Linked DNA regions of Homo sapiens: all the other regions are linked to region 3. The links are chromatin contacts, found by Hi-C or POLR2A ChIA-PET in ENCODE. All regions are on one chromosome and are shown on one strand. Each heading gives the region's core, a stretch centred on a gene start or an enhancer-like site at or near the end of the contact. The rest is flanking DNA. Distances are from core to core; before and after follow the strand shown.

Evidence for each region. Hi-C counts contacts between places; a loop is a spot of excess contacts on that map. ChIA-PET counts read pairs that join two places held with the same protein, here RNA polymerase II (POLR2A). Pooled maps may share reads with other maps.
Region 1: a pooled map shows a loop between it and region 3 (16-fold over the local background). The contact joins the promoter of TBC1D22B here to the promoter of ZFAND3-DT in region 3. A Hi-C loop is called at or near these places in 1 of 37 single-sample maps with no recorded cell type and 9 of 50 pooled maps. POLR2A ChIA-PET finds 5 or more read pairs at or near these places in 2 of 52 experiments (CD4-positive, alpha-beta T cell and activated CD4-positive, alpha-beta memory T cell).
Region 2: a loop to region 3 is called in a pooled map, with 6 times the contacts of the local background. The contact joins the promoter of FGD2 here to the promoter of ZFAND3-DT in region 3. A Hi-C loop is called at or near these places in 1 of 50 pooled maps. POLR2A ChIA-PET finds 5 or more read pairs at or near these places in 2 of 52 experiments (OCI-LY7 and activated B cell).
Region 4: a loop to region 3 is called in a map of CD8-positive, alpha-beta T cell, with 5 times the contacts of the local background. The contact joins the promoter of MTCH1 here to the promoter of ZFAND3-DT in region 3. A Hi-C loop is called at or near these places in 2 of 168 maps with a recorded cell type or tissue (CD4-positive, alpha-beta memory T cell and CD8-positive, alpha-beta T cell) and 8 of 50 pooled maps. POLR2A ChIA-PET finds 5 or more read pairs at or near these places in 4 of 52 experiments (CD4-positive, alpha-beta T cell, CD4-positive, alpha-beta memory T cell, H1 and 1 more).

Annotation. Positions count from the first base shown.
Region 1 is chr6:37,256,023-37,261,716 of GRCh38, reverse strand. It overlaps TBC1D22B (TBC1 domain family member 22B), which reads right to left and starts at 3,945. Exons shown (of 13, transcript NM_017772.4): 1 at 3,744-3,945. The coding sequence starts at 3,799. TMEM217B (transmembrane protein 217B) reads left to right here and starts at 3,573. Exons shown (of 2, transcript NM_001395378.1): 1 at 3,573-4,149. It overlaps TMEM217 (transmembrane protein 217), which reads left to right and starts at 3,573. Exons shown (of 3, transcript NM_001286401.2): 1 at 3,573-4,149. RefSeq lists enhancers at 2,943-3,578, 3,665-3,724, 3,825-3,884 and a silencer at 3,985-4,114.
Region 2 is chr6:37,004,405-37,009,855 of GRCh38, reverse strand. It overlaps FGD2 (FYVE, RhoGEF and PH domain containing 2), which reads right to left and starts at 4,201. Exons shown (of 16, transcript NM_173558.4): 1 at 3,971-4,201; 2 at 791-1,022. The coding sequence starts at 4,038. RefSeq lists enhancers at 2,066-2,235, 4,056-4,185 and a silencer at 4,441-4,603.
Region 3 is chr6:37,818,061-37,823,413 of GRCh38, reverse strand. ZFAND3-DT (ZFAND3 divergent transcript) reads left to right here and starts at 4,027. Exons shown (of 2, transcript XR_007059569.1): 1 at 4,027-4,836; 2 at 4,924-5,353. ZFAND3 (zinc finger AN1-type containing 3) reads right to left here and starts at 3,687. Exons shown (of 6, transcript NM_021943.3): 1 at 3,398-3,687. The coding sequence starts at 3,468. RefSeq lists silencers at 3,061-3,230, 3,391-3,620, 3,661-4,040 and enhancers at 3,319-4,121, 4,091-4,480.
Region 4 is chr6:36,983,265-36,988,459 of GRCh38, reverse strand. MTCH1 (mitochondrial carrier 1) reads left to right here and starts at 2,264. Exons shown (of 12, transcript NM_001271641.2): 1 at 2,264-2,607. The coding sequence starts at 2,287. RefSeq lists enhancers at 1,660-1,869, 1,988-2,710 and a silencer at 1,960-2,549.

The DNA of each region.
Region 1 (5,694 bases), core at 2,696-5,195, 560 kb after region 3:
AGCAAGGAGAGAAAACAAAAATGATAGCTACTATCATCGTAACTATCCTTCTTATAATAGCTAATATTATTGTGTACCTCCTAACCAATTATTATGTATTATCTCATTTAATCCTCATAACAGCCCCATGGAGCAGATACTCTGTCCCTATTTTAGAGATGGGGAGACTGATGCATTGAGAGGTTAATTAAATCCCATAAGATCACATAGCTAGAAAGCAGAGCTGGGATTTTAACCTAGGCAGTCAGATTTCAGAGCCTGCATTTTTTTTTTTTTTTTTTTTTGGAGACAATCTCTTGCTCTGTTGCCCAGGCTGGAGTGGAGTGACGCAATCTCAGTTCACTGCAACCTCCGTCTCCCAGGTTCAAGAGATTCTTGGGCATCAGCCTCCTGAGTAGCTGGGACTACAGGCACACACCACCAAGCCCAGCTAATTTGTATTTTTAGTAGAGATGGGGGGTTTCACCACGTTGGCCAGGCTGGTCTCGGACTCCTGGCCTCAAGCGATCCACCTGCCTCAGCCTTCCAAAATTCTGGGATTACAGGCCACCACACCTGCCAAAGCCTGCAATGGTAGAGATTGCCTCTTATCTTCTAGGCATTAATACAATGACCATTTGATGTGCTAAGTAAATGGGGCTCATGTGAATAACTGAGAGAACTTAAAAGATGCTTAGTTCCACCAAGTTACTACATGACCCAGCAATTCCACTCCTATTTATCAGCAGAAGAATAGAAAATATATATCCAAACAAAAACCTCTGCATAAATGTTCATAAAAGCATTACGTACAATAGCCCAAAAGTGAAAACAATTCAAATATCCATCAACTGATGAATGAACAAAATGTGGTGTATGTATACTATGGAATATTATTCAGCCATAAAATGGAATGAAGTACTGATACATACTACAGCGTGGACAAGCCTGAAATCACTGTGCTTAATAAAAGAAGCCACTCACAAAAGGCCTCAGATCATATTACTCCATATATATAAAATGTCCAAAAGTGGTAAATCCACAGAAACAGAAAGTAGGTTAGTAGTTACCAGGGTCTGGAGTGGGGTGGATGGGGAGTGACTGTAAACAGGTATGTAGTTTCTTTTCAGGATGATGAAAATGTTCTGAAATTAGTGGTGATGGTTGCACAAAACCATCTATACTATAAATGAATATACTAAATACCACTGAATTGTACACTTTAAAAGAGTGAATTTTATGGTATGTGAATTATATCTCAATAAAGCTGTTATTTTTAAAAAGAATGTTTCATTCATTTGCAACTTCTTTTATTTAATAAAATTTCTATTTGTTGTCACTAAGATTGTTGGATCATGATCAGACAAATGGAAAGAACCCTGTCATCGCTTTTATTTTTCACCTTTCAATTTGCAAAGAAGAGTAAACTAGTTTCATTTCCAAGTTTGCATGCATCCAGTAGAGTCATTTGTGTCATTTCCCCACCCAGGAGAAAGTTTTTCTTCTCTAAGACCGAAAGAGTACAGATGCAAAAGTTCTATTCTTGAGAAAATGCCCTAACATTTTCTTTAAACCAAAGTACCTTTCTATCTAAAAGAACCTTAGTTTTCTCCTATGACCAGAGGCTTGTGGGCTTCACTGCTAAAAGCACACAGCTGAACAGTATTTCTCTTTACCAAGTAAGGTACTAAAAACTATTATGAATTGTGACAATATTTGAATACCTTAAACAACGAAGACAATGAGCTGGGGTAAGGATCTGAGTAACATTATTTTAAATGTTTACTTGCTGTAATAATGACAGCAATGTTAATAACTACTGTTTTTTTGAGCAACTATAATGTGCTAAATAAACACTGTCCTAGGCTCTTTACAAATAGGGTATTTCACTTAGTCCCCACAGTAACTCTGAGGAAAGTATTTTTATTTCTCATTTCATAGGTAAGGAAATTGAGGCCTAGAAAGATTATTTGTCTTGGTCACACACACAACAGAGCCCAAATAGTAACCCAAGTCTTTCTGAACTCGAAAGTTCTCTATTTCTCTATATTCTTCAAAATGAAAAAGGAATCCAGAAACTTGAAGAAACTGAAAAGACTTCTCTTCCTATCTCAGAAAAGTAGTGCTTTAAAAAAGTTGACTGTTCTTATAGCCAAATACAGGAAATATAGGAAAAAAAGATTGTTAATAGCAACCAGCAGTCAGAAGGCACAGAAGCCCATGCCACGTCCCACATCTCTTACACTGCTTCCTGATACAACAGTCTTCCTATTGATTATGATTATAATCTTAGGATGTCAAAATTTAATGATCTCACTACGGAAAACCCCAGAGAATAGCAGTTAGCACAACTAGAGAGCTCACTAGACCAGGAAGGAAAAGGAATCAGTTGGCAGGAAGTGTGCTTACCTAAAAACACAGAACATCTTTAACAGTAATATTAACACTGTTGAGTCCACAGCACTTTAATCTGAAGTTATCTTTGCATTCCTTTCTATTACTTTAATAAGTATTACTAAAAGCTGATTTCCACCCTATTCTCCATATGTCTACTAGAATCCTTAATAAAATAAGACTCTTGGTGGGGCATGGTGGCTAACGCCTGTAATCCCAACACTTTGGGAGGCCAAGGCAAGAGGATCACTTGAGGCCAGGAGTCAGAGACCAGCCCTGGCAACACAGTCAGACCTTGTCTCTATTTCATTTAAAAAAAAAAAAAAAATTAAGGCTCTTACCTAGCCACTACTGACCCTCATCTCTCTCTCGCTTAAAAAAAAAAAGTCACGAGTTCAAAAGATTATCCCAGAAGGAAAAAACCTGAATCCATTAGAAAAGGTAGCACAGGGGACACAACCAAACATGAATTTCATCACCAAGTAGACTGTAGCTGGCAGAAATCTTAAATTTACGACTGAAATACACACTCTTCCTTATACTTCTCAGGACTTTGCCCAAAATAAACTGAAACAGTAAACCAACAGTAGATTGATGGATGGATAATTTGCCAAAAGTCTCAACATACACCGAAAAGAGGGTGGGGGTAGTCTTAGGGGGTCTGCTCTCCAGTTAAACAACTGAAGAATGAACGAATTTAGTGCATTTGCACAAGAAGTGCATTACAATGCAGGGGAGGAAGAAGTCACTTGGGGTTGGACAAATCCTTAGAAAATGCCAAAGGAATAACCCTGATTCTGTGGTCGTCTTGTAATAATTCCTAGTGGGAAAGGGCCAACTCAAGATAAAGTAAGGTCAGGGTTGAGAATCGTCCTCACTTTTCCTGCCTAACCCTCTCGGCAGGCGGCCCCAAACTCCCACCGGAATCCTTCGGGTAAGTGCCGACCTCAGGGATCAAGGGAAGGGGCCATCCTCGAGCGACCAACCACCTGTGCGTGGTGGAGACCCCTGAGAGGGAGTCCTAATTAGAGTGGGAAGCAGCTCTGGGGAGGAACTTCCGAGACCAGGGCCGACACTGACTATTCACCCAACTCCACTCCCCTTTACGCCCAATCTTCGGCCACCTTCCCGCTGAGGTCACCCCTCCTGAAACCTCCGCCCCCAGACCCCGGTCTACACCCACATCCAGCCGTCCCCAAAGCTCGCTGTTCGCTTCGCTGCCTGACAGCTGCCCTGCCGCCACCAGGCAGTCCCAGCTTCCCCAAACCAGTCTTCTGGCCTCTGTGGCGCCCCAGGCCCGCGGGATTCAGGGATTAGGATCTGGAAGGGTTTGGTCCAATCCCCTATCCCTCTCAGCGTCCTGGGCTCACCTCCCCGGCAGCTTAGCGCTCCTCTTCCAAAACTGCTTGCTGTTCTCAGCGGCCATTGCTCTGGCCGGGGGAAGTCCTTGTAGGCGGGCCAAGGGTTTGCCCGGCGAGATGCCCCCAGACCCCGCAATCTGAGGGCCAACCCAGGCCGCTTCCCCGCCGCCGGTCACCCGCTCCCAGCTCCTGGGGACGCCATCTTGGATGTGGGCACCCCTCCACCCAGCACCGCTGCCATTGGTGAGCTGCGCAAGCCGTGGACGGGCCGACCAATTGGGAGCCGGAATCCTGCAGGCCGCTGAAGCCGACCGGTAACGTCAGGGGCTGGGCACACAGGTGGACGGGGAAGGCGGAGCTTGGACGAGCCGAGAGGCGGGGCTCAAAGTTCCTACCCGCGAGAGGGAAGAAGCAGGTAAGGTAAGGGACCTATGGGAAGGAAGAGGGGATTATCTTCTTCGTGAGGAATGAAGTTCCTTAGTCTAATATTTCTTGGCAAGAGAGAACATACTATGTATTTATATATAGGAATCTTTCACCTAAAAGTAAGGGCCCATGTGTTGGTTGTGGCCCATTTTTAACATCTCTCAATTCAATGACACTCTGGTTATTACCCTCCTTTCCTCATTCCGTTTACATGTCCATTCGTTTTTCTGAAGGAAGGTCAGCAGGGACCCGATAGCCCGGGATTGCTAACTGTTCAACACGTGAGCAACGGTTCATCAGAGTCTCCCTCTCCCTCTGTTTATTGAAAACGATTGAAGGACTTGTGCTGTGGGTTAAAAATTCAAATGATCTAATCCCTATGTCAATCCATAACTCTCACTTTCTGACTATGCTAACAGTGTATATAGGAAATGGTTTATGATAGCTGTCCAACTCAGATTACCAAATACCATTTCTTTGAAGGACACAGTATTGCTCCATCGTGTGAATCACAAAGTTAAGGATGTATCTCCTCCCGGCCCCACCAACATCCTTAATTTCCCTTGTTAATCTATTATAAATCTTGCACCCTTGAATTTATTTTCAATCTAATTTTCCCAGACAATGAGATTTAGTATTAGCATTTTGAATCCTTTGAATGTCTTGTCAGCGTTTTTTGCTGGTTTTGAGTTTCTGTGGTTGTATTCCGTGGTGATTTGGGGAAAGAGGGAAGGCGGGCACCAGTCCAGAGTGGTTTTTGTCCCTTCGAAGGACTGTTGAGGTGGGCTGCGTGTCCCCCACCCCCACCCCCACCCTCCATTTACAGCTACCACATGTACTTCCACATATTGGAGAATACTTAAAGACCTGACCCCTGGCCCCAGCCAAAGAAGGACCTTCTTTTATATGTCCTCCAACGACGGTTTCTTCATTACTCCCATTTTCAAGCTTCTTTTGTCCCCTAATTTAAGAATTATAGGATTGGATGACAAGGGCTATTTTTACTTCCTCTGAGTCTTTCATGCTATAAAAGCATCTTATCTTCTTTATGGGCATTTAACCCAGAGAAAAAAAGCCCCTCTATTCTTTTAATTATTTTACTTGCCTTTCTCTGGCGCTTCTTTTTCTTAGGATGCAGTGACCAGCACTGCACACTAAGCCCAAAGAGGGATGTACTGAGGCTTTGTTAAGGCTGATGTTTTGTCTTTATTCTGGACAGCCAGACCTTTTGCTGGCTGTTTGGACTTTAGAAGAGTTGATGTCTTGAAAGAGTAATCTAAAACAACTTCTAGATTCCTTACCTTGGTGGCAACCAGCAGTTCAGAGTTCATTGTCTTAAAGGTATCCTCTGAATTGTCTTTCCCTATGTGAGCTGCCATACACTCATCCATGTGACAAGATACCTGCCACTTTCCAGCTTATGCACATGGCTTTAGAGATGTTCCAGAAGCTGCTCCCTATTGATTTGACATTTTACTATGTGGAAAGCAAAGTATGATTTGTGTATCTAGACATATCTCAAAATACTCCTTTT
Region 2 (5,451 bases), core at 2,952-5,451, 810 kb after region 3:
TTTTAGTTGAGACAGTGTTTCCCTATGTTGGCCAGGCTGGTCTTGAACTCCTGACCTCAGGTGATCTGCCCACCTCGGCCTCCCAAAGTGCTGGGATTACAGGCGTGAGTTACTGCACCCGGCCAGCCGCTACATTTTTGATAGGTTTGTTCAGCAGCGATTGAAAACCAGGACGCATTACTATAACCACTATCCCCATTTTACAAATGAGGAAACTGGCACAAAGAGACTCAAGTGACTTGCCCAAGGACACACAGTTAGTAAGCAGACGTGCTGGGATGTGACTCCAGGGAATTTGGGTGCACAGTATCTGCATGCCAACCCTTGAACTCTGCAGATGAGAAAACTGCAAGCCACAGAAGAGATCAGACTGGGCTTTAGTCTAAGGGCAGGACAGTTCACACTCAGACCTCTATTTCTAGGTTGAGATTGTTGTCTCCTCCAGTGGGTAAACTGAGGCCCCACCTGAGAAGAGTATTAGGTTCACAAGATGGAGACTGTTCCAAGCTGTGTGGCCTTGAATAAGTTCCTTAAAACTGTGTTTCAACTTCCTTGTCCAAAAAACTCCTACACGAGGGACTCGCGAAGTAATCCAGCACGGTGCGTAGCAGGCAGTTAGTGAATCAAAGGCCATTAAGCATGGGGAAATCTAGCTCCCAGCTGACCTCTGATCACACCATACCCCCACCTGGGGAACTGCTGGCTCTGGCTAGGAAAGCATGTGTGGAGGGGAGGTCAGGGAGAGCTCCCCACCCCAGCACCCCACACCTCTACCTCAGCCCTCAGGCACCTGCGTCCCCGATCCTGAGAGGGTCACAGGCTGGCAAGATTTCCTCCAGGCTTCGCTGGACAGCTTGTTCTTCAGGGAGTTCAGGTACCTCCTGCTGACTGTCCTGGGCTCAGACCCCACGGCCTCCCCGACATTCGTCTTCTCCCGTGGTCCTGGGGACTCGGGAGGCCTGCACTCAGGGCGGTGATGCACGTCCTCTAGCCTCTGGCCTCTGGGTGCTGCTTCTGGGGTCCTGAGGAGAAGAGACAGACCTGAGGGCTTCCTCCCTGGAGAACAGGGAAAACAGCAGCAAGTCCCTGGTGTGGATTTGGGTTGCCTGGTGCAAATCCCCAGTGCAGGGGCCCCTGGGTGCCTGGCTTTCTTTGGGAACATGCTGAGTAAGACTTTCACTTCTCTCCCAACACATTCTTGGAGGGAACTCAGTGTTCAAAATGAGTCAGGGTGGACTATATTTTATTTTCTGGGGAACTGCATACTTCCTTGTTTAAAATGAAGCCACAGTGTCCAGGAATCCTTTCTGTATATAGGGGTTTTTGAGTGGTACCCCCTGGATTATCCTCACCTTTGGACCTCACCTCTGTTTTCAGTTTCCACATCAGTAACCTATACATCAAGGGAAGGTAGGAGCCACAGAACAATATAAAGTGAGAGCAGGCCTGCAAAAGCTGGGGCTTCTCAATGGGATCGACATCCTCCACACGTCCAGAAGCAGGGAGAGCCAGCCCAGCAGCAGATGCTCTGTTCTCCCAGGGACGGGCCTTCGTAGGTCACCTTTATTACCCTGTGTACTGGGTTCTGCAAGCCAGTCAAATTCCTTAGACAACAGGGCCCACCCTTGATGAATACACCCAACGTTGCCCTTGGTGTGGAAGGGCTTGTGATGACAGAACAGGGCAGGCATCCTTATGAGAAAGACAGGCCAGGAAATGGAAGGCCAAACAAATACGAAATCTCCAAAACTCCGTGAGAAAGGTTTTCATTACCCATATTTTGCACTCAAGGAAACTGAGGTCTGGACAGGATGAGTAACATGCGGCTCGGAAGTGGCAGAGGTGGGATTCAAATCAGGCGACTGCTTCCTGAGCCTTCACTCTAACCTGCCCCTCCCCATTTGAGTAAAGGAGAAACAGGTCCGCGGAGTCAAAGTGACTTGCCCCAAGTGACACAATTGGGTTTGTGGCAGCGAAAGCATTGGGACCTAGTGCTGTGTGGCTACTCCCAGGCTCTCCCACCCCTCCCTGGCACCCCAGTCCCTGGTTTCTCAGCCCATGGGTCTGCAGCTCATGGGCGTAGCTGGTTCTCAGGCTTTCTGTTCTACATTTGGTTTCAGGTTCTGCATTTCTGTTCTAGGGCCCCTGGCCAGCTTCTGTTTCCTCTTTGCCCCTCAGTTTCAGATCAGCTGAGGTGCTGGAGACCTCATAAGGAAGCCCAGGCCAAGGCAGTTGGTATGGGTCCCCTCACTCAGTAAGGAGTGGCTCTCACCCTCTTGATGCCTGCTGGGACCTAACTCCCGTCTAAGGGCTGCCCACTCCTGCCAGGGTTATTGCCTGGGCAGAGCACAGCATGCTGAGGGGCTCCACCCAGGTGTGCCTAGTCCACGTCAAGCATGTTGAGTGAGGTGGTACCATCCACCCACACCCAAGGGGGTGGTGGGCCAGGAAGGCGGCACCCAAGAGCTGTCTTTGGTGCTGAACAGGACGAGCTTGGCAAAGATCCCGGGAGAGGCAGGGGAGAATCACCCAGCTCAGGAAGTTGAAGACTTCTAGGTCTACATCTATGCCATCTCCACCCTGAAGCCTACAGGAAACATTGCCTGCCATGAGTGCCCTCAATACAGCATCCGGGCCATTCCTAGGACATCTACTGTCTATGACCTTGCATCATAGTTATTCGATGAGCTCAGCATCCAAATACTGAAACCCTTCTTCATCCTCTACAGTTCCTGTAGGATGCTGTGCTGTGCCACCCATGTCCCTCCTTCAGGAATGAGGCCTCCCCACACCATCCCCACCAGCTACTGGTAGTACTGGGGGCTGCCGGGTAATTTATTGGCTGAGTCCCTCTCTGGGAATCACTCTCTGGAAGAGAGAGCTGCCTCACCCAGAGTCTCTTGTCCAGTCCACATGGAGATACAAATACCCAGCCCTCTTCCTCAGCTGGAACAACCGAGAGGCATCCCAGCTCCAGAGCTCCCTGGGACAGGCTGAGGCCTCTGTGGCAGGTGCACTGCAGTTCAGCATCTCCCCCTGCCCGGCCCTGCTTCCCTCACACCCACAGCTGTTGTTCCCAAAAGCTCTCCCTGATAAATCACCTGAGGCAAACCTCTGTCTGAGTCTATTTCCAGAAAACCCTACCTGGGACAGCCCCTAACACAGTCCTGAGCTTAAGAAATGCCTGCAGAATGGATTGATGCCACACATAACACACAACACACACATACACACACGCGCACACACACAAACACACATGCTCCCAGGGCTACCAATGACTCCACGCATCTGGCCCAGCCTTTTCCCTCCAGACAGACGCCCCAGCATTGCCCCAGATACTTAAAGCACTTGGCATCCTCACCTCTCTGTGTCTCCATTTCCTCATCTATAAGACGGGAACAGAAACAGAATCTACCCCTATTAGGCTGTTCGATGACTAAATTAAATAAGTAAGGACATGAACTTAGAGTAGGGAGTACCCCATCAGGATGCTGCCCGTACATCCTGGTTTGCCTCATACGGTCCCAGCTTTACCTGTAATGCCTCCCCCACAACCACCACATTTTATTTGGCATTTACTTTCAGTTTCAATTGTGTGCTGAATGATAAATTATATGGTTATCCTAATCATAGGGCGTAAATTCTTGGTGAGTATCAGCTACCTTTTCTGAGAGGTGCTGGCAGGCACTGGGTGGGGTCCTGTGCCCACACACAGGCTTTGGTCTGCCCATGCTTGCTCGTAACCACACCTGTCTGGACTCTCCCAACACACACTGGCACTCTCACCCCTGCCTGGCTCCTGGTGTCCCACCGACACTCTCCCATGCTCCAAGGAATCCGTGACCGAGGAACGCGGGGCTGCCCCTGCAGGAGGAGGGTCCGGGGCAGGGCCCAGGGAGAGAGCTGCCAGAAAGGCTGGAGGGTGGCTGCCAGCCCACCATGGTGACCCTCCCACCCCAGCTGCCCATACCTGCTATTCTCAAACACAGTGACCAGGTTGGACACAGATGCCAGCTTCTCCTCACTTGCCCCCTTCATCCTGCCGGTTTCCGGGGTGGATCTCAGCTACCCTCGAAGCAGAGAGAGAGGCCTCCAGCCAGCACACTCAGCCACGCTGGCCTGGGACAGATAGGCTAAATCACCCATGAATCTGTTCTGATCTTTCTTGAGGGCTCAGAAGGTCGGCTCTTGGCTTCAGAGTGAAGAAAGAGGAAGTGGTCCCAGAGCCACAGCCCTGCAGGGGAAAGGCCAGCACTCCCGCAGTGGGAGGAGCCTGCTCGGGCCCCACCTCTCCCTCAGGGGGGCTGACCTTTCACACCTGTAGACCCCCATTCCAGAAGCCACCTAAGAGGTGGCAACAGGGCCCAGAGGTAGCTTCTGGAGCCCAGTCTGGGCTGGTGCAGTGGTTTGCACCTCTAATTCCAGTGCTTTGGGAGGCCGAAGCAGGAGGATTGCTTGAGCCCAGGAGTTCAAGACCAACCTGGGCAACATAGTGAGACACCGTCTCTTAAAAAAAAAAAAAAAAAAAAAGGCCACCCGGAGCCAGACCCTTGGCTGGTTTCTTGGCCTAGTGGTTCCAGCCAACCACACTTTCTCCTTCAGAAGGTCCAGTGGCTTTTACTTGGCCTCTTTCCCAGCACCTTCTTTTCTGCATCTGCCCCTGCTCACAGCTGTAAGGAAATAATGTCTTTTTTATTCTTTAGAGACAGAGTGCGGTGGTGGGATCTCGGCTCACTGCACCCTCTGCCTCCCGGTTCAAGCGATTCTCCTGCCTCAGCCTCCTGAGTAGCCGGGATTACAGGGCCTGCCACCACGCCCTGCTAATTATTTGTATTTTTAGTAGAGATGGGGTTTCACCATGTTGCTCAGGCTGGTCTTGAACTCCTGGCCTCAGGTGATCCTCCTGCCTCGGCCTCCCAAAATTCTGGGATTACAGATGTGAGCCACTGTGCCTGGCCAGGAAACAGCATGTTTTATTTAAAATAATCACAAACCTGGTAAGGGTGGCAGGGAGTACTGTGATGTTCCCACCTCCCCACTGGGGTTCTCTCATTTTAGTTGTTGCTGTCATCACCTCATTGCCCCAAGGGAGGGCAGTTTCCTCCCTGAAACTCAGAGGATAATAATAGCTAACATGCACTCTTTTTCATGCTTATGAGTATTTTCTTATTAATCCTATAACAACCTCATGAGGTAGGTACTATTCCTATCCCCACTTTACATAGGAAGAAACAGAATCAGAGAGGTTAAGTAACTTGCCCAAGGTCACCCAGGAAGAATACAAGAGAAGTTGGATTTCCAAAGCAAAAGTGGGTGTCCTACAGTTCCAGCAAAGGTTCGTTGGGAGCCTGGATGACCATGTTCTTGCTGCTCCATCCCCAGGCCTCCCTGATCCCAGGACACTGGGTTGTCTTTGCCTGAGGCCTCCTTTACCACCTGGTCTCCCGGCCC
Region 3 (5,353 bases), core at 2,778-5,277:
GAGCCAAAACATTCTGCTGAGAGGCTCCTCAGCAAAGGGCTGGGTGTGCGCCCTGGCTAGCTGACTTTAGACCTAGAGCTTCCAAGGAGTGCAAAGCTGCATAAAATTTTTAAAACATATTCACCTTCATTTTCATGAAGGGAAAAGGCAAAAGATACCTCCTGAATGGCTTTCACTTCTATGTACTTCGCTCTATTCTCCCCAGGCATTACACTGGTTCACGCCACCACAGGGCAAATCTGGACTTGGCAACGTTCCACGGAAACACGTATATCACATTCATACAGACACACAGAGTCATACCCACACACCCAAGCCATTCTCAAGAACCACCAATAGTCTTTCACATTAAAGATATACATCACTCCCTGATCAAAGTTCTTGAGTAGCTCCTCACTGCACTCAGGATAAAAGTCCAAAGTCCTCAGCATTACAATGCTATGAGGGCCCTGGATCACCAATTCCTCTCAATTCCCCAGCCTTATCTCTAGATTGTGATCACCCTTCACAATCTACCAACAGACCCCCTTATCTCTAGATTGTGATCCCCCTTCACAATCTATCAACAGACCCAACAAACCTGTTCCTCAAATGAGTAGTGCTCTCACTCACATCCCGGCCTTCACCCATGTTAGTCCCACTGCCTGAAAGGAATATTTGTTTCCATACTCTACTTCTACCCTTCCTGTGGGTCTAGGCTAAAGTGTCACTTTCTCCAGGCTACTTTCCTCTACCTCCACCCCAGCTAGGGTAGGTGCCCCTCCCCTAGAGCACCTGTACAACGTATTGCAACTGTCAGTTTACTTCCCTGTGCCCCCTGCCCCAGAGTATGGGGCCAGCACCTCCTTGCCCACCATTATATCACAGGCATTCAAATATCTGTTAAATATATTCTAAGTTTACTCAGTGAACAAAATATGAATGTGGCCCATACAGTAAGGGAAACATGTCCAAAGTCAGTTGTGATACGATGGAAACAAGGCGGCAATGTTGCTATGCTTTGGTATAAAATACAAACTACACAATTGTCTACAAACGTCCTTAGGAAAGGTTAAAACATTGCACCAAAAAGAACACTTTTCACGATAAAAATACTAGTTTTGTGGTCACTACTCCTGCTAGGTAAACTGAAGTTCATAAAAAGTATCAGACTGAAAATATCTAAAAAGAAGCCCTGGTTGCTTATAGGTCAAGTACAACATTAGTGTAACTTTTCCTGTCTGCTGCCACCAAACTCTATTGGCATTATCAGAACCCTACCGGCTAAAGGTAAAAGGCTGGCCGGGCGCGGTGGCTCATGCCTGTAATCCCAGCACTTTGGGAGTCCAAGGCAGGCAGATCACCTGAGGTCAGAAGTTTGAGACCACCTTAGCCAACATGGCAAAATCCCGTCTCTCCTAAAAAACACAAAAATTAGCCGGACATAGTGGTGTGCACCTGCAGTCTCAGCTACTTGGGAGGTTGAGGCAGGAGAACTGCTTGAACCCGGGAGGTGCAGGCTGCAGTAAGTCGAGATCACGCCACTGCACTCCAGCCTGGGCAACAGAGCAGGGCTCCGACTCAAAAATAAATAAATAAATAAAGGTAAAAGGCTATTCCATTTCCTTAGTTTCTAAGCCTTGATATAAGTCTTTCGATAAAGATTCCATTCATGGTAACAGTCCGAAGGACATAAACGTGTTGCCAGGAAAGAGACCTGATACATCCTGAGCATTAGCTGCCACTGGCAGCGACTTTCTTTAGGACATATGTCTTACAATGAGTTACAATCTGAGGCTTGTGACACAAGATTTTTCCAGGGCAGCAGACTGATACCATAAACATGATGGTACTACGCACTCTAAAGAGCTCACCAGCTCCACCCTACACTCCCTGTGTGAAGCGGCAAATTATCCACCCAAAGCCTCAGTTTCCCCAGCTAATAATGAGATAATGGTTCCTACCTCGCAAGATTCTTGTGGGAATTAGACAGTCCATGAAAGCACTTCACAGGCAAACCAATTATTTTCAAATCAAAATGAAGGGAAGACTAGAAATATTTTCACATTTTTAGGACTTTTTATATGCCACAACTTATTTTTGACTAATGTCCTTCCACAGGGAAATTTTTGAGAAAGGCAGAAAAATGAGAAAATGAAAATCCACTTCTTTGTCATAACCTTGAGATACGACAACTTCCACAGAAGTCTACATTAAGATCCACTTTCTAATCTTTCTCTGCACTCCCAAAATTACTCTTAATTTCTGTTAACCATTCCTACAATATGGGAGATAGCAAAGGGAAAACTACTTCCATACTTCTTCCCAAGATGTCCTCACCAGAAACAATCTTCCTTCCTGCCTCTATGTCTCCAAATATACGGAATCTCTCAAAAAATAAAACTAAAACAAAACGATAAAAGAGAAAAGGGACTCAAATCACAAAAGCCAGCCTTCAAAGTCTCCAGCTTTCTTACTGCAGAACTACAGTCATGTGGTATGATGGAGGCACCTGTTAGGTGGCAATCCATGAAGCTTAAAGTGTTACCAGGAGAATTTAAACAGTAATGGGGGGAGGAAGAGGAGCTGATTTCCCACCTCACATTTTTTTCGCCTTAACACATGATGGCCAAACAATATATGCTACCCACTGTCAACATTTTTATCATTTTTACTTAAATTGAGAAAGAGGAGAATTTGAGAGCCAACTGAGGAAACTGGATCTCATATTCCCCAATCCAGGCTGACTTCAGGTTTTGTGTGGTTTTTTTCTTCCTTTTTGACAAGGAAATTTTACATATCTCCTGAAACGTGTTTTACATGAAGGTGAGACCTCAACAATCTTATAACTTTACCCCAGCCTGGTTCTGGACTCGGTTTTTACAAACGGGTGACGTGTGAATAGCTTCCTAAAAGCAAATGGGGCACTGGGATATAATCTAGGAAGTGATGATGCAAGTCTCCGGAGGACGGGGAGGAGGGGAGGTGAAGAAGTCAGAGGAAATACCCTCCTAGTGCCTGGGCACCAACTCACGCCCCGGGAGGGAGGAAGGGCTGGCTTCCACATGCCCACGGAAGGGGCACCCCTGCTCCTCCCGGAGCGGTCAACGCCGCCCCCTCATCCCTCCCCGCCGCCCTGCCCCCCTCACCCGTGGCCCAGGAGGCCCCCGTGGGCCCGAGCTTCAGGCCGGCGAGTCCCAAAGGGTAGCAACGCACCCCCGGCAGGGCCTTCTCTGCCCACCCCCAGCTCCCCACCCGGCACCCCTCCCCGGAACGCGACCCCCACCCCCTCCCCGTAGGCCCGGGCTGGGCCCAGCCTCCAAGGTTCCGGCCTCCCGGGCCCCGAGGCCTGCCCAGGCTGCCCTGGCGTCTGCGCCCCCGGCCCCCGCCCCCCGCCCCCACCCGGCCGGGCACTTACCCCCAGAAGCCGCAGGGACAGCGAGGCGGCAGGCTGGGCGCTTTGCTGCGCTCGCTCCCAGCGTCTCCCATGGTGCTCGGCGGCGGCGGAGCTCGGCGGCGGCAGCGGTGGCGGCGGCTGGGCCCGGGCCCCGCTCTGAGGAGGCGGTGGCGGCGGCGTCGGGGGGCTCGGGGCGGGGGGAGGGGGAAGGAGCGGGCGCGCGGGCGGGCGCGAGTCCGGGGCTCGGAGCCGGGATTCCAGGCCGGTCAGCTGGAGGCGGGCCGCACCACTCGGCCTGCGGAGACGGGGAGGGGGCGGAGAGGCGCGGAGAGAAGAAGGAGGGAGCCGAGGAGGAGGGGCGTGCGGACGCACCGAGGACCGCGGGGGAGGAGGGACACAGACGCCCTCGGCGGGTCTCACCGCCGCTCCCCAGCCAGAGAGATGTCCTGTGCGGTGGCGCAGGGAAGGACCGGAGCCCCCCGCCGGCTCCGGAGTCGCAGCGGCCGCTCTGAAGCCCCGGGCCCTGCTGTCTCCGTAACACCGTCCCCTCCCCCGGAGGCTGCGCTGACCGGACAATGGCCGCTCCGCCCCCTCCCCGGCGTGCGCCCCTCCCGAGGAGTCACAATGGTCTCGCCCGGGGGAGCCAACGCCAAAGCCCAGCCGCTGATCAGCTGGGATCCGGGCGTGCCACTTCGTTCCGCGCCTCAAAGGCGGAGTGCGGGGCTGTGGGAGAAAACGAGAGCCTCGGGCTGTCGCCCGGCGACGGGCGGCTGAGGCCTTCGTATTCTTAGAACTTTTAGAATCTGAAGCAAACTTATCTTCCCCCTGTCTGAAGAAGGGGAGCAGGTTTCTGAGTACTCCGGGGCGCGGTGCCTCCCCCTAAACGCGAATGGTGCGCTCCAAGCGGGAGGGGGAGGAGCAGATTAGTTGTGTAGGGTAAATTGGGCCAGTCCCAGAGTGGCGGCGCATGCGCCCGTAGAACCCGTAACCGAGTGCGAGGAGGGGCCTGGGGGAGCAATGCCAAACGCGGAAGTGGAGCTCTGGCTTCCCGGGGGCGTCGGAGTCAAGGTCCCTGGAGCTGCCGCTCTGGCTCCTGGGCGATTCCGGGGAGCCATTCTCCCCAATTTGCCAACTCCCTGGGCATCTCTCTCTCTCTTCCTGGTCCCGCCACACCCAAACAACTCTTATAGTTCCACCCGGTATACTGGTCTCTTGACAGGAACTTTTGGGAAATGCCCCTCCCCCAGCCCCTTGTCTGGGGCAACTTCCTTGTCTCTTCTCCCCCACCGGTGTTGGGGAGTTCCTTGTCTCCACTCCCAACCACAGAGCCACAAGTACATTATCTATGCCCAGGCGAGTCCCTATGCCCAGGCTAGGAGAGCCGCACTTCTTCCTACAGCTGACACGTTTGGTTTTTGGAGGGGAAAGGGGAGCTGTAGCTGAATCAGTAATGGAAATTGGTAAGTGACCAAAGAAGTTTGAGACACTAAAAAAATGAGTCCTTTAACGATCCTAGTCCTTGATCCTGAGCTCATTCTGATCTCCAGTTAGTCATGAACAGAGAAATCGATTATTGATGACTAATTCAACACGGAGGCAACATCCTCCAGACCTTTTGGAGACCCATCGCTGAGGAAGACTTCCTGGCTCTTAGGAATAGCTGCCGTATACCCTCCTTGCCTGTCGGGTATATCAGAGCCTCAGAGAGACTATTACCTAGATTAATTTGATTACCAAATGTTGCTATCTTATTTCTTTATATACCAAATCACATTTCTGTTTGTGCATACTGTGTGGGTTTGTTAACATTGATGTTTATTTTGGCCTCTAAAGAGCAAGGATCGCATTTAGCTTAATATGCCACAGATGCTGTTGATGGTGAAGTTAATGATTGCAAAAATCAAGCACTTAAAGCCAAAACACCCTAAAATGTGAGTGCTGATTTATTATGCACAATGTTTAGTTTTAATTTGGTGG
Region 4 (5,195 bases), core at 1,015-3,514, 830 kb after region 3:
CAGGTTGCTCAGTAGCTTGACTGCTGAGGAAGATTTTCTTTCATTCAATCATTTCAGTGAGTATACTTTTCATTTCTAGATGTTCTGTTTGGCACCTTTTCAAATACACCTGTTTTTTTTTTTCCTTTACAATTCCTGTTCTTTTTACTAGTACTTCCTATTATTTATCTTTGCCTTCATTTGAAACCTACTTCTTTCCTTTTAATTTTCTTTGAGATGGTTCTATTATCTCAAGTTCTTCCTGTTTTGCCCATTCTCTCTCATGATGGCACGTTTCTTTGAGCGGCTCATACATTTTTTATTGTGAGGATTCTTTTTTTCTTCCTCTTGGAGTCTCTGTGAGCCCTGAGTTGTAGAAATACAGCTATTGTGCAGTTTAACATTTGCTTCTGCTTGGTACCCTACGGGTCTAACTGGTTTAGCTGATCTATTTTTCCTTCAATTTCTTCACTTGGAGAAATTGTTCGATCATTTAGAAATACTTTACTGAACATGTACTATGTGCATAGTCCTATATCTGATGTTGTGGAAGATACAAAACAATGCAAGACAACACAAAGTTGCTGCTTCACATGAAACTACAGTTTGAAAGGGCCAAATACAGTATAGGCCCAAAGTTAGGTGACCATGTAAGGCAGAGTAAAAGGCTCAACGGTGAACAGCCAAGTTCAGAAAGAAAAACAGACAGTTGGAGAAAAATGGGGACGAAAAGCCCAAAGAAGGAAAAGGTTCCTGTGAGGAAGTTTCAGAAGGATGGGGAAGTAAATCATCCTCCCCTACCCCCACCCCCCACCCCCAAACTAAAACCTATCGCCTCTTCTGGGTAGAGAGTTAGTGTGGCACTAGGAACTTGACTTTGAGGTCCTTATTGAGAAAGCTAAATCAGAACCTAGGCAAAAGGAAGTCATTTAAGGTGCTCCTGGGGGATGTTTGATGAAAATTGTGTTTGATGGAGAAAACACAGCAAGTTGAAAGGGTTAGCAGGCTTTGCAAGTGATTTCACTAGGACAAGCCTGGGTTAGGGAGGCCAAGGTGAGGGAGAGAGGGAGTGTGGCATGCTTTGAACGTGGAAAGTACATAGTGTTCATTATCAGGAGTGGGAAGAGGGGAGGTAGCTTTTTAGGGGGTAAGGCAGGAAGGGAGTTAGAAAGGACAGACTGGGAAACCCGGACTAACAGTGGCAGGTGTCGATCTAAAGAAATTTCTCACAATGAACTGGCTATAGACTAAGTACAGACAAAGGGACCAGGTCTTCCATTGCTGTGTCCCTGCACACTCTAGGATCCGTTCAAACAGAAACTTTTATTGCGAACCCCCAAAACTAGCACGGTTCTGTTGTAGGTGTTGTTGCAGAGTGTCGGGCACGTTTACAAACAGGAACAGGGCACTTGCTGTCCTATCTTCCTCGCAGGGTTCTTGTGACGATTACACTTAAATCAACACGTATAAAGCATTTTAAAAAGTGCCTGTCACATAGTCCCTGCAATTTAAGGTCTAGTTGTGATTATTCACTTGTATTAACTAAGAATCAACTACAGGCGCCTAGCAGTGCCTGCATGTGCTCACACTGAGGCACTCACTAAAACCCTCAGGATCTAGTGAGGGAGACAGTCAAATACTTTAGAGCAAAACAAATTTTACAACCACGGACTCTGAGGAAGGCGTGCGAAGGCTCCACAGCTGGGGAGGGTGCCCACAGTCGCCGAGGGGACATCTGGATTTGCTCTGGTTGGGAGAGCATTCCTGGCAGAGGAGATGGAAAATGCGATCGGACAAAGAGGCTGGGACCGCGGAGGGGATCGGGCTCGGGGTCGGGGCTCGTCCTGCAGCAGGAGATTCAGCTCGCGCAGAGTTCCACGCAGGCCGCGGCGACTGGGATCTGGGCCGCAAAGGGGCGGGCAGAGAACTGCAGAGAAAACTCCCGAAGCCAGGGAGGTGGCTTGGAAGCGCCTCAGACCATATTGGGGACGTCTGGCAGCCAGAGGCGCCGAACCCCGCCCCCGCGTGCTCTGGGCATCCCGGGGGAGCGCCCCGGCCTGCGGCTGCCGCCACAGCTCCCGAGCCCGGGGCCCCGGCTGCCCGCCACCATTGACCCCCGGCCCGCAGCCCAGTGTCCTGCTAGGCCTCCAACCGGCCGGGGAGCCACATCCGGCGTGTCCCACCCGCCGCACCACGCTCCCGAGCTCCCCCGCGGCCTGGAGTGGTGCGCCCCGGCCCCGCCCCCTGACGCCGGTGAGGGGGCGTGGCCCCGTCACGTGACGGGGAGTGACCTCGCCGCCGGGCGCCATGGGAGCTTCGGACCCGGAAGTGGCGCCCTGGGCTCGCGGCGGTGCCGCGGGGATGGCGGGAGCCGGAGCTGGAGCCGGAGCTCGCGGCGGAGCGGCGGCGGGGGTCGAGGCTCGAGCTCGCGATCCACCGCCCGCGCACCGCGCACATCCTCGCCACCCTCGGCCTGCGGCTCAGCCCTCGGCCCGCAGGATGGATGGCGGGTCAGGGGGCCTGGGGTCTGGGGACAACGCCCCGACCACTGAGGCTCTTTTCGTGGCACTGGGCGCGGGCGTGACGGCGCTCAGCCATCCCCTGCTCTACGTGAAGCTGCTCATCCAGGTGGGGGACCAGAGGCGCCGTAGGGAGATGGGAGGCTGATGTGAAGGTGACAGGCCAGGATTTGGAGGATTGGGGCGGGCAGTCAATGGCGACGGATTTGGGGAGAGGGGTGGGGACGGCGGGTTTGGGGGGCCGAGTGGGTGGGATGGGAGGGAAGCCGTGAGGGAGTTGGGAACGCAGGGGTCACGGGTTTTAGGATACAGAAAGGAGACCAAGGGGTTAGAGTAATAACAGATACGGGAGAGGGTGGAAGGAACAAGCGATTTGGGGGAGTGCCAAGGAGGGAGCGATGGGCTGGAAAAACATATTTGGGAGATAAAGGAGTGGGGACGATGGACTTGGGATAGGGAAGGGAGCGAATTTGGGGCGAGGGAAGAAGCAATAGAATTGGGGGAGGGGCAAGAAGTTTGGGTGAAGAGATGGGGAGGAAGGTTGGGGGCCCAGGCAAAGTGTTTAGAGAATGAGGAGCACATAATTGGGGTAGAGGGGAACGGAGGCTCTGGATTTGATAGAGATGGATTTAAAACGTCTTGGGGTGGGGACAAAGTGGGCGCCAGGGCCAGAAATTTAGGAGGGAAAGAAGGACACCAGACTGGGGGTGGACAGAGGAGACGGAGGTCTTGGGTTGCATTGTGATTTAATTTGGTGGGAGAGTGCGAAGGCAAAGACTTTTGCAGGGGAATGCTATCGGTTTACCGGAGATGGGGGCTCTGGATTTGATGGCGACGACGGATTTGGTAGGAGGAGGGGACAGGGTGACGCGTATGGGGGGAGGGGAACAGATAGGGCCAGCATTGGGGGAGGGGAGTGGCAGCGATTTGTCTAGAGAGGGGAGCTAGGAGGAGGCTTTAAGCGGGGAAGGGGGATGACGCATTTGGAGGAGGAAATGGAAGTCATAGTTGGGGTCAGAGAGAGGAATCACAGTGCTTGTATCTGGGCAGATGAGGAGAAGGGGCACGGGAGTATTGAAATTGGGCAGAAGGGACAGTGGAGACATAGGTGGCAGGATAGGTAGGGACTACCAGAAATTGAGACCGAGGTAGGGATGTCTCTGGAACAGAGGGATGCATAGGCACTTGGCAGATTTGGTGGTGGCCAGCAATGCGGTACAGATGAAGTGTGCTGCTTGAGGAGTGAGCTGGAATGAAGGGCGTGTGGAGGTGTGAGAATTAGGTGGGTGTGGCTGGGATGGGTACAGTTTTGATGGGGGTCATTAGGCCAGAATTTTCCAGTTAAGAAGCTTGGGGGGAGGAAGGTAAAAATTGAATTGGAGACCCATCCAAGATTTGAGTTGAGGCAGGTGGGTGTCAGATTTTACCATCTTTATAATTGAACCGAGAGAATGCAAAATACAACTGGAATGAGAAGGCCTTGAGAATGAGAGTAATTGAAATCTGGGATCCGAGGAATGGTAATAGATTTGTGGGTGTGACCAGGAATATGACAAGGAATGAGGAGATTCAGTCAGGGGCATCAAGGTGCCTGACTAGACCCTAATTGTGACAGATTTGAAAATTGTTGATGGCGGAAGGTGTAGACCAGACTGGCATTTGGTTGTGATTTGGGAATGAGGGCTGTCTTACAGGGTTAAGATTGTATTTACAGCAGTTGAACTTGAAGTTTGGGAGATAAATTGGTGCTTTGGACCTGAGAAGTGAGGGTTCTGGAAACTGATGGAATGAGACTGAGTGAGGGCTAGGATTTTAGGGCACAGGTGGGAGAGTCTGTGGAGTGAAGGATACTGGAGCACAAGGGCTCAGTGTGAGGGAAATGAAGAAGTGGCTTCATCATTTGGATGATGGCAGATCTGGTTTGAAAGAACATTGAAATGAGGGTGGTTTGGGAAGGGAATGGGGGAATGAAGGACACCAAAGCGTGAGAAGAACTAGATGGTGGGCAGGTAAGGATGGATGAGCCCTGTTGAAGGACCAGAGGTGCCTGTCTGATTTGAACCCAGCTGGTGTTGAGTGTAACATATATTAGGGTAAGATCTTCAATGGGTATAGTTTGGGAATCAGAGTAATAACTTGCAGAAAGGCAAATTACTGGGAGTGGGGGTGTCAGGAGTGGAGTGACAGATTTGGGGATTGTCTAGATTAGGTGCGTAAGAATGCAGTGCCTTAGATTAGTGCATGTGGCTGTCAGGTTTGGGAGTCGGAGATTTTAAGATGACAGACTGTCCCTGCTGGTATCTGATATAGGGCCACAGCATTTGCCGTAGTTAGGACTGGGTTAACAGATTTGAGGTTGAAATTGGGTTTAATGACTTGGGAACAAATAATTAAAACTTGAAGGCAGGAGGAATGGGGGTGAGATACAGCCAGTGTGCCTATGATAACCCAATAGAAGTTAAGAAAATAGATTCAACAGATTTGGGAGCCATGGGGATATGGGATAACGTTACAAATTTAAGTATGAAATTGGGGTCAGTGGGACTCCCAAATAGTGTTGACTAAACTGGATAAGGACAGCAAAAGAGCAGTTGTGGCGATTTGGAGTGGAGGAATAAAGGAATACCACCTGTATTTAAGAGAACACAGATCAAGACAAAACTTAATTCAGAACAACCTTGGAGCTTTTAACCCAGA